Regions from separate parts of the Homo sapiens genome. Here all the other regions are linked to region 1. Evidence: chromatin contacts called from ENCODE Hi-C or POLR2A ChIA-PET data. All regions are on one chromosome and are shown on one strand. Each heading gives the region's core, a stretch centred on a gene start or an enhancer-like site at or near the end of the contact. The rest is flanking DNA. Distances are from core to core; before and after follow the strand shown. Region 1 holds the start of CCDC88A (coiled-coil domain containing 88A). Region 2 has its middle 84 kb from the start of RTN4. Region 3 overlaps RTN4 (reticulon 4).

The links. A loop is a pair of places that touch in the nucleus more often than their neighbours do. ChIA-PET counts read pairs that join two places held with the same protein, here RNA polymerase II (POLR2A). Pooled maps may share reads with other maps.
Region 2: a map of CD8-positive, alpha-beta T cell shows a loop between it and region 1 (20-fold over the local background). The contact joins the enhancer-like site here to the promoter of CCDC88A in region 1. A Hi-C loop is called at or near these places in 1 of 168 maps with a recorded cell type or tissue (CD8-positive, alpha-beta T cell) and 7 of 50 pooled maps. POLR2A ChIA-PET finds 5 or more read pairs at or near these places in 1 of 52 experiments (GM12878).
Region 3: a pooled map shows a loop between it and region 1 (2.6-fold over the local background). The contact joins the enhancer-like site here to the promoter of CCDC88A in region 1. A Hi-C loop is called at or near these places in 6 of 168 maps with a recorded cell type or tissue (CD4-positive, alpha-beta T cell, GM12878, HepG2 and 3 more), 6 of 37 single-sample maps with no recorded cell type and 3 of 50 pooled maps. POLR2A ChIA-PET finds 5 or more read pairs at or near these places in 1 of 52 experiments (H1).

The regions. Positions count from the first base shown.
Region 1 is chr2:55,418,588-55,421,977 of GRCh38, reverse strand. It overlaps CCDC88A (coiled-coil domain containing 88A), which reads left to right and starts at 2,122. Exons shown (of 33, transcript NM_001365480.1): 1 at 2,122-2,961; 2 at 3,062-3,162. The coding sequence starts at 2,899. RefSeq lists silencers at 1,722-2,011, 2,072-2,121, 2,152-2,221.
Region 2 is chr2:55,132,657-55,136,087 of GRCh38, reverse strand. It overlaps a transcript of RTN4 not described here. Among named protein-coding and RNA genes, the nearest start is that of RTN4, 84 kb to the right of the region's middle. RefSeq lists enhancers at 1,901-2,195, 2,025-2,214, 1,516-2,428. Within about 2 kb of position 2,172, at least 23 of the 41 ENCODE cell types and tissues checked have a DNase peak (open chromatin) inside an H3K27ac peak, as active enhancers do; they include CD8-positive, alpha-beta T cell and GM12878, where a contact is called at or near this core.
Region 3 is chr2:55,031,605-55,035,268 of GRCh38, reverse strand. The region is part of intron 1 of RTN4 (reticulon 4); the gene reads left to right. Among named protein-coding and RNA genes, the nearest start is that of RTN4, 17 kb to the left of the region's middle. RefSeq lists an enhancer at 1,575-1,624. Within about 2 kb of position 1,733, at least 2 of the 41 ENCODE cell types and tissues checked have a DNase peak (open chromatin) inside an H3K27ac peak, as active enhancers do; they include GM12878, where a contact is called at or near this core.

The sequences.
Region 1 (3,390 bases), core at 873-3,372:
TCTCCTTCTGTCTGTATTTCATTTGCCAAATAAAGAACTGCTATTAAGAAAGAGTTATCAGGCCAAGCGCGGTGGCTCTCACCTGTAATTCCAGCCCTTAGGGAGGCCGAGGCGGTGGATCACTTGAGGTCAGGAGTTCGAGACCAGCCTGGCCAACGTGGTGAAACCCCGTCCCTACTAAAAATAGAAAAATTAGCCAGTGGGTGGTGGCGGGTGCCTGTAATCCCAGTTACTTGGGAGGCTGAGGCAGGATAATCGCTTGGACCCTGGAGGTAGAGGTTGCAGTGAGCTGAGATCGTGCCACTGCACTCCAGCCTGGGTAATAGAGACTCTGTCTCAGAAAACAAAACAAACAAAAAAAGAAGGAGTCACCAAGCCAGGCGTGGTGGCTCACACGTCTCGTCTCAACTGCTAGGGAGGCTGAGGTGAGAGGGTCACTTGAGGCCAGGAGTTTGAGGCCAGGCTGGGCAACACAGTGAGACTCCCATCTCTAAAAGGCTTTTTAAAAAGTCATCAAGAGCAGATGGAAAAGATTGCTAGCAACAAGGATGTCTGAAGGCTTGTGTACTGGCTAGGGAAATGCAAGGTTCTACTTGTACATCACCTAGCAAAGTGCCACATGAATGCATCCTAATTTTAATTAAGATGATTTTCAAAGGGCATTTAGTTCCCTCCTCAAAGCAAGATCCTTTCTCCTGTAACTGAAGCAGAGAGGTTATATTTCAAGTTTTTCATAAAGGTTCTTTATTTTGAAGGAATAATGTTAAAAACAACATTAATGACATTTATAGAACACTTAACTATAAGCTGCCATTTCATTTAACCCTATTATTAGCCCTGCTTTACACGTGACGGAATCGAAGCACAAAGAGACTCAATAACGTGCGTAGGCTCACACAGCTGGTGCATATTGGAACCAGGCAGGAAGACTTCAGAGTCCAGGTTCTCAACTACCCAATTAAGAAATTCTGCTCTTTCTTAACTGTGTTATGACAAAAACATTTTTACTGCTAATTTAAAATATATACTCCGTGTAAATATTTATGTAATGTAAACATAGCACACATTATAAAACTATAATATTATCTTTTATCAAAAAAAGATTGCGTTCTATATGCCCATTTTACCCCGGGAAAAAGGTCTTTATTTTCCTTTGAAATGAGGAGTAGCATTTGATTTTGCCAGGGAACTTAAAATTATTTCAAGGTCCCAGTCGTACGTGGCATGGAGATTTATGACAAATATGTAATCTGTTTATTTGTCACCCAACTTGGATGACTTCTAAATGTTTCTTCTTTGTAGCTCTTGATTTTGCTTGGGTTTCCCCCGACCCATGCCCAAATAGTAAAAAACAAAACAAAACCAAAAAACAATGTCTGAGTCATGTTTGCTCCAGTCAGGGAATACCAACGTGCTGACAGACAGCTCTGGTTTTTAAAAAATCTTACTGTATGTCACTTGCAACTTTGAAGAACATTCATGCGTTAGTGGACTGCATTTGGAAGAAAACAAAAAGGAGAAAAAAACCCCCACCAAGTTGTGGCTCAAGTCCCTCTGCCATTTGCTGCAGTGAGTTTTCCTATTCCATTTTGCTGGGGAGAAGGCATGCTTTACAGAACACATCAAACTGTCCGAAAAAGGCTGTCTGCATCCCTCATGTTTATAAGAGAAGGATTTCTTTCCCCTTCCTTCACGTATCAAAGAAGTCACTCGGGGAGGAAATAAACCATAATTAGGCATGAGCGAGCGAGCAGACAGACCCCTTGCTCTGCCTTCCCTGTCCCCGCCCACCAGGCAACCGTCCTGGGCGCAACCGAGGAGCGGGTTGTCTCCGCAGCAGCTGCAGCGAGCGCGCGCCCACGCCCGAGCCCGCGCCCGCCGCCAGGATCTGGGCGGCGGCGAGGCTAGCCCGGGGGCGCGCTCGCTCGGGAGCGCGCTCATGCAGCGGTTTTCTTCTCCCACAATCCAGAGGCAGCTGCACGGGAGGGGCGGGGAGTCGGCGGAAGGATATCGGCGCGGAGGGAGCAGCGCGCTCCCTTTGACGGCGGCCCCCGGCATTGGCGGGCGGCGCTGGCGGGCGGCGAGGGGTGGGGTGTGATGCGGCACTGCGGTTCTGAGGCCGTTACTCCGGCTTCTCCATAGAGGGCGGAGAAGGCTGGAGCGCGGCGGTGATTTTGTGCCAGGGATTCCCAGAGACGCGCTGAAAGGCTGGCAGGGCTTAGGAAGCTGGGGGGTTAGGGACACACATTCAAGCCCCCACCCCCGGGAGGGGAAGGGGGCTGGAGGCGAGGCTTGAGGGCGGCGGAGGAATGGTGTCTGCTCGGGGGGAAGGGGCGAGCCCTGCCTGTTGGTACTGAGGGGCTGCGGGCAGTGGAGGCTCCGCGGGTCGAAAGCGGCTCCATGCCCATCGGTGGGTGGAACGTGTAGAGGTCGGAACGCCGAGGTCGAGTCTGGTGGCGCCTCGGTATCCTTAACGTGGTCTCTGTTTAACGTATTTCATTTAGCCCCCGTTGGGATTGATTCATTGGGAGCAGTTTCGCTGGTCTGGATCCTCCAGGAGCTGGACAACCTTGACGGGCTTTTTGTCTTGGGTTCCAGCCCCCTTTCCCTTCCTCCTCCTCCAGATGCCTTTTCTCTGCCCCTCCTCGCCCGGTACAGACATTTCCAGCGCAGGCTGCTGCTCGTGGTGTCCGTCGTCGAAGCCACTTCTTGGGATTTCGGCTCGTTTCACTCTGGGGTGTTTTTTGAGGAGGGAGAGTGCCCCCCTCCTCCACGATGGGATTTTTCTCCCTTGCCGAAATGGACTTTCATTGATTTCTACTTACTTCCACGTTTAGTGACCAATTCCCTAGGCGTATTTTTGTGGTAGTTCCTTTTTTCAAATACATACTCTGTAAAATGGAGAACGAAATTTTTACTCCCCTTCTGGAGCAGTTCATGACCAGCCCTTTGGTCACTTGGGTAAGTGGGGTGTCCTTTATTGTATATTTTGCTGAGTTATTTGTGGCTGCAGAGATGGAGGTGGGCGTTCATGTCGTGGTGATCCTTCTGTTTGTTCTAGGTTAAAACGTTTGGACCTCTGGCCGCAGGAAATGGGACCAACCTTGATGAATATGTGGCTTTGGTGGATGGGGTATTCTTGAACCAGGTCATGCTCCAAATGTAAGTTCTTCCTTCTTTCCTAGGTAACGTTTTCTTTGAGAAATAGCATATGGTGAACTTTGAGACACGATGTTTTAAGCCCCTAATTTGGTTCATTGGCCAGAAATATTCAGGTGGTTTAAGAATTGGATCTTGAAAGGAATGCTAATGTTATGGGCTCAGCCCATTATCACAACCTAGATATTTTACCTGTTAAAATTGTGAAACTTTAGTTTTTCATTCTGTCAA
Region 2 (3,431 bases), core at 923-3,422, 290 kb after region 1:
TAAGCTCTGGCACTGGCTGTGACCAATTATTATTTTAGAGAGACAGTTTAACAACCACCTGCTGGTCACCTAACATGCCTGGAGGTGGGGGCCCTCTCCTGCCTTGCTCATATCTGCCTAGCTAACTGCTCTAACAAGTGGATAAACAAACTATGATATATAATAGAATACTACTCAGCAATAAGAAGGAATGAACTACTGATACATGCAACAACATGAATGAACCTCACAATAATTAAACTAAGTTAAAGCAGTAAAAAATATATATTACTGTATAATTTTATTCACATAAAATTCTAGCAAATGCAAACTCCATATGCAGATCAGTAATTAGGGATGGGGGATTGGCAGGAAGGACTACAGCAGGGCATGAGAAAACTTTTTGGGGTTGACGGAGATGTTCATTATCTTAATTGTGATGATGGCTTCATGGTATTGTATATACACATGTCAAAACTTACCAAGTTGTGCAGTTTATTGTGTGCCAATTATACTTCAGTAAAGTGTAAAAAAAGAAGCAGAATGATTTAAATGTTTTAACACCATATATTGAAAATGTTATCTTTTAAACGTATAATTGAGGCTGGGCATGGTGGCTCACGCCTGTAATCCCAGCACTTTGGGAGGCTGAGGTGGGCAGATCACTTGAGACCAGGAGTTTGAGACCAGCCTGGCCAACATGGTGAAATCCCATCTCTACTAAAAATACAGAAATTGGCCAGGAATGGTGGTGTGCACGTGTAATCGAGCTACTCAGGAGGCTGAGGCCTGAGAATTGCTTGAGCCTGGGAGGCGGAGGTTGCCGTGAGTCAAGATTGAGCCACTGCACTCCAGCCTGGGTGACAGAGCAAGACTCCATCTCAAAAAAAAAAAAAAAAACCAAAAAAACAAACATATAATCAATATAAAAATTACTAGTGAGATTTTAAAACTATTATTTTTGTGCCATCTTTGAAATCTTATGTGCATTAAAAACATTTTTTTAATAGAAATGGAGTCTCACTATGTTGCCCAGGTTGATCTTGAACTCTAGGCCTCAAGTGATCCTTCCCCCTTGGCCTCCCCAAATGGAATTGTAGGTGTGAGCCACCATGCCTGGTGCTATGTGCATTTTACACTTACAGCCCAGCTCACTTCCGACTCACATTTCAAGTGCTCAACAGACACATGTGACAAGTGGCTACTATGTTGGACAGCAGAGATCTAGACCCTCTAGTGAAGCCCCGATCAGAATTGTTTCCTCCTCAGGACTGGGCAAACCCTGAGTAAGTAACTCCTCGCATTTACTTCTGAAGCGGTTTTGAGTTGCCTCAAGAGCCCTTTTCGGTGGGCCCAAAAAGCTTGGGCACTCAGGGGGCTGCAGGTCAGAGGCTGGCTCTGGAGAATTAGATTATAAACCTAGAACTCTGTGTAAGCTCCCACCTCCCGCTTCACCCACCCTTTCTTCTTCCTCATTTAAACTTGAAGAATAATATTCTCTTTGCATATTTGCTTTCTGAGAACAGCTGTTTATGTCAGGAAGCAAACTGCACTTTATTGACTGCATGCAGGAAATTGGTGCTGCTCTGAGCTAAGGTGAATGCCTGCTGGGTGGGCATCAGCCTCTGAGAGATGGAGTGAGTCTGGGGGCTGTCTCTGGACTTTGGACCTGGGGGAGTCTTATTACTGAGTGGCCTTGGACCCCACACAGACCTTCTCCAAGTCTAGGATCTGCTTTCCCATTTCCTCAGCTTCTGTCAAGAGGTCAGGAGGAGTGGGGGGAAGAGGGGAATGCTGATGGTAGTGAGATAGGAGTTCACAAGATACAAATCATAAAGACCCCACAGATAAAACAGGATGCGGTAAAGAGGCAAGTGAAAATCAATCAAAACCCACGTGACCACAAAAGCAATCTCTGGTTGTCCTCTCTGCTCGTTATACACTAATTATAATAAATTAGCATACTAAAGGAAATGCCCACTAGCGACATGACAGTTTACAAAAGCCATGGCAACCGTCTGGAAGTTACCATATATGGTCTGAAAGGGAGAGGAACCCTCAGTTGTGGAAATTCCCCACCCCTTTCCCAGAAAGCTCATGAAAATCCACTCTTTGTTTAGCATGTGATTAAGAAATCACCATCAAAATAGCCAACCAGCAGCCTTTGGGGTTGCTTTGCCTGTGGACTCTCCACCCTTTCATTCCTTTACTTAATAAACTTGCTTTCACTTTGCTCTCTTGGCTCGCTCTTCCTGTTTGGAGCCAAGAACCCACATGACTTCCTGGGCTGAACCCCAATTTTGGGGTTCACCCTGTGACATCTTGACAAGCAGTGGCTTTATCAGCCGTGTGGCTGCTGGGTCTCCTTAGGGGTTATCTGGCAGGGGCTATGTTAAGGACGGTGAGAGCTATTTATGGTTCTGTCACTTAACCAGCTCAGGGTCCCTAACTAAGTTTCCCTTCTTCTCAGGGCCTCAGTTTCTCCCTCCATAGAATGGAGGAATTGGACTAGACACCTCAAGGGTACCTTACAGCCTTGTGAGGAACAGTAGTTCTAACGGAATTGAACTGAACACATACCGGTGTGGGCAGTATCCTGCATAAGGAGGAGGTTACAAGAAATACACATGACACAGTCCTCCCGTATTATTGGGAAGTAGATTTATACCTTTCTGACAATTTTTACAAGTATTTATTGCTTTTGCAAGTAAAAAAAAGGCAGGGAGAGGGAACAAATAAACTGAAAAATAAAAAGTAAACAAGCAAAAGACAACACCGCATTCTCCATGATGTGCTTATTTCACATTGCATGCCTGTATCAACACATCTTATGAACCCCATATATAAATATACTTACTATGTACCCACAAATTTTTTTATTTTTAGTTTTAGTTTTTTGAGACAGAGTCTCAGTCTGCTGCCCAGGTTGTAGTGCTGTGGCGTGATCTCAGCTCACTGGAACCTCTGCTTCCTGGGTTCAAGTGATTCTCCTGCTTCAGCCTCCCAGGTAGCTGGGATTACAGGCACCCACCAGCACACCTGGCTAATTTTTGTATTTTAGTAGAGACACGGTTTCATCATGTTGGTCAGGATGATCTTGAACTCCTGGCTTCAAGTGATCCACCTGCCTCGGCCTCCCAAAGTACAGGATTTACAGGTGTGAGCCACCACACCCGGCCATGTTTTTTAAAAATAATAATAATTAAAAAAAACAACAACAAAACTGGAGAGTGAGAACTAATTCCTAAAATGATCGGTATATTTATTTTTAATTTTCAATTTTTTTTTTTTTTTTGAGAGACGGTCTCACTCTGTGGCCCAGGCTGGAGTGCAGTGGCAAGACCTCGGTTCACTGTAGCCTCCACCTCCCATGCTCAGGTGATTCTCCCTCGTCAGCCTCTCAAGTAGCTAGAATTGCAGGCACATGCACCATCATGCCCGGCTAATTTTTG
Region 3 (3,664 bases), core at 484-2,983, 390 kb after region 1:
GGAAATGTTTTATCTTGGTGAATGTTCCATATGTACTTGAGAAGAATGTGTATTATATTGTTGGTTGTAGTGTTCCATAAAAGTCAGTTTAGCTCATTGGTAGTGGGGCCTAAATCATCTGTATCCTAACTGATAGTGTGTGGTTGTGTGTCTTTGTTTTTTCTTTGTCCCATCTGCTTTTTGGGTTCTTTGATTTTCTTCTTTTGTTTCTTCTTCTGGATTAATCAAGGATTTTATAATATTCAGATTTATCTCCTCTGTTGGGGTTTTAGCTGTACCTCTTTATTTTTTAAGAGGCTGTTCTAGGGATTACAGAATGCATTCTCAATTTATCATAAAATAGCAAGAATATTATACCACCTTACATGTTTCACATGTAATAAAACATACTTTCATATACTATTTTCATCCTTTGTGCTTTTATTGTCATAAGTTTTGCTTCTAAATGTATTATAGTTATTGTATTTTGTGATAATTTGTGCTTCAGAAAGTTATTCTTTGAAGAAACTAAGAAATGAGAAAAATTAACATCTACCTGTATATTCAACATCTACATATATATTTACCATTTTTGCCATTCTTTATTCCTACATAAAGATCAAAGTTTACATCTCATATCATTTTCTCTCAGTCTGAAGAACTTGATTTAACATTTCTTGTATTGTAGGTGTCTTAGTGACAAATTCTTTCAGCTTCTGTTTTCAGCTTTTATCTGAAGATACCTTTATTAATCTTTACTTTTTCTATATATTTTGTTTGTTCGTTTAGAGATAAGGTCTTACTCTGTTGCCCAGGCTGGAGTCCAGTGGCCTGATCATAACCCACTGCAGCCTCAAACTCCTGGGCTCAAGTGATCCTCCCACCTCAGCCTCCCAAGTAGGTGGGACTATAGGCACACGCTACCGTGCCTGGCTAATGTTTTAATTTTTTTGGAGAGTTGGGGTCTCACTTTGTTGCCTGGGCTGGTCTCGTACCCCAGGGCTCAAGCAATCCTCCTACCCCAGCCTCCTACGGTCCTGAGATTACAGGTGTGAGCCACCATGCCTGGTTATTTAAAAAAATATGTTTTGAATAATACAGCCAATTCTGTTTTTTTAAGCTGTCACTATGTTCTGTATAGCCACCAAAAACAGGGAATTAGCAAATACTGAATCATTGTTCTTAGGGGAAATACAGACTTGGCTCCTGTAAGCCTCTTGTCATAATATTTTTGTTAACCAATCAGTATATTACCTTGTTTTATGTGTTTTTCTATTTAAAGCCACCTGGGGTACAAAAATACAGTTGGATAGAAGGAATAAGTTCTAGTATTTGATAGTACAGTAGAGAAATTATAGTTAATGATTTATTCTATATTTCAGAATAGCTAGAAGAATTGTAATGTTTCTAACACAAAGAAAAGAAAAATGTTTGAGGTGATATATAACCCAGTCACTCTGACTTGATCATTACACATTGCATATAGGTATCAAAATATCATATGTACTACCAAAATATAAAACAACTGTTATATATCAATTAAAAAATAAAGACATCTTATTTAATATGTATTATTGATTCATTAACATTGAACTCATGGCCAAGAACACTATAATTTATGCCTGAAGGAAGATTATCTAACATATGTTTTCTCTGTAAGGCACATCATAGCCTTCTTGTGGTTAAAAACACTCGATACCATGTCAGCGCTGTGCTTAAGGGCCATATGAAACAGGGAAGTCAGTGGCAGAGCTGAAACAAGAAGGCGGTAGGGTTACCTTGTTCCATCTCAGCTGGGAACTTGTACTTTGGATGACCCGCTCTGGTTTGCCTGCTCTGCTCATTGCATGTCCTGAAAGTGCTGCAAGTATGGATTTTGGGGCTACAAATTTAGTGAGCAGGTAAATGAGCAAATAAGGAATCCATGAATAATGAGGATCATCTGTATATAATTTTAGATTGTCAGTTTTTTCATAACTTTAAAGGCGTTCATTACCTTTTGGATTACATCAATGAGAGGTGAGGTCATTCTTATTGTTGTTTACCTGCTTTTTTCCTCTGACTGTTTTTAGGGTTGTCTCTATCTTTGATTTTCAGTTTGACCCTTATGGTGTGCCTTTTTGTGGTGTTGTGTTTATTCTGCTTGGAGTACATTGAGCTTTGTGGCTCTGTTGGTTGGTATTTTCAAAATGCCAACTTCTGTCCAATTTTAGGCCATTTTTTCTTTTTTTTTTTTTTTAACTTCTTCAGTCTTTTTTAAAGAGACAGGGTCTTAACTGTGTTGTCCAGGGTGGAGTGCAGTGGCGTGATCATGGCTTGTTACAGCCTCAAACTCCTGGGCTTGAGTGATCCTCCCATCTCAGCCTCCTGAGTTGCTAGAACTGCACGTGTGCACCACTACACCGGCTAATTTTTAAGTTTTTTGTAGAGATAGGGTCTCACTGTGTTGTCCAAACTGGTGTCCCAACTCCTGGCCTCAAGTGGTCCTCCCACTTTGGCCTCCTAAAGTGTTGGGGTTACAGGCATGAGCTCCCATGCCTGGCCACTGTTGCTTTTTTTAAGGGGACTGCAATTATAGGTATTTTAACTCCTTGATTGTCTCTCAGCACTGAGGCTCTGTTCCTTTTTTCACTTGCCCTTTTCCCTTGTTGTGTTTCAGTTTGGATACTTTCTGTTGTTGTTTTTTAAGTTTGTTTATCAATAAATCTTTTTTTCTGTATTGTCTAATCTGCCTTTAAGCTCATCTAGTGATTATTTTCAGTTAATATAATTTACAATTCTAGCATCTCCATTTGGTCCTTTAGTCTATATTTCTCCACCAAGATTCCCTGTCTACTCTATATGTCTGTCTTTTTCTGTACTTAATATCTTAATAGCTATTTTAATTTTCATTTTAATATTTGCTAATCCAGGCCAGGTGTGTTAGTTCACACTTGTAATTCCAGCACTTTGGGAAGCTGAGGCTGGCGGATCACTTGAGGTCAGGAGTTTGAGACCAGCTTGGCCAACGTAGTGAACCCCGTCTCTACTAAAAACACAAAAATTAGCTTGGTGTGATGGCAGACACCTGTAATCCCAGCTACTCAGAGGCTGAGGTGGGATAATTGCTTGAACCTGGGAGGTGGAGGTTGCAGTGAGCCAAGATAGCCCCGCTGTACTCCAGCCTGGGTGACAGAGCAAGACTCCGCCTCAAAAAAAAAAAAGTGCGAATCCAACGTCTACGTTATTTGTTTGTTTATATTTGCTATTCTTTCTTATTTATGGTCATATTTTCTTGCTGCTTTGCATGTCCATTAATTTATTTTATACTGCATGTCATGGATTTGGTGGTTTTAACTTTGTTCTGGCAGGCAGTTAATTTGCTGGAAAATCATTTTGATCCTTTCAAGTTTTGATTTTAAAGTTAGGGTGGGTCTAGAGGTAGGGGTCTGCAGACTTACAGGGCCAGTTAGAGTAAATAGTTTAGGCTTGTGGGCCATACAGCCTTTGTCTAAACTGTTCGTCTCTGTTTTTATTGTGCAAAAGTAGTTATAGACAGCACAGAAGTGAATGGGCGTGGCTGTGTTCCAATACAATATGGGCTCATGAGCCATGGTTTGCTGACTCTTGGTCTAGAGTATCCTTTAGGCTTAGAGTAGTCCTGCTTGAGGTGTTTAGAGAGATCTTTCCTTTCTGACTGGTCAGA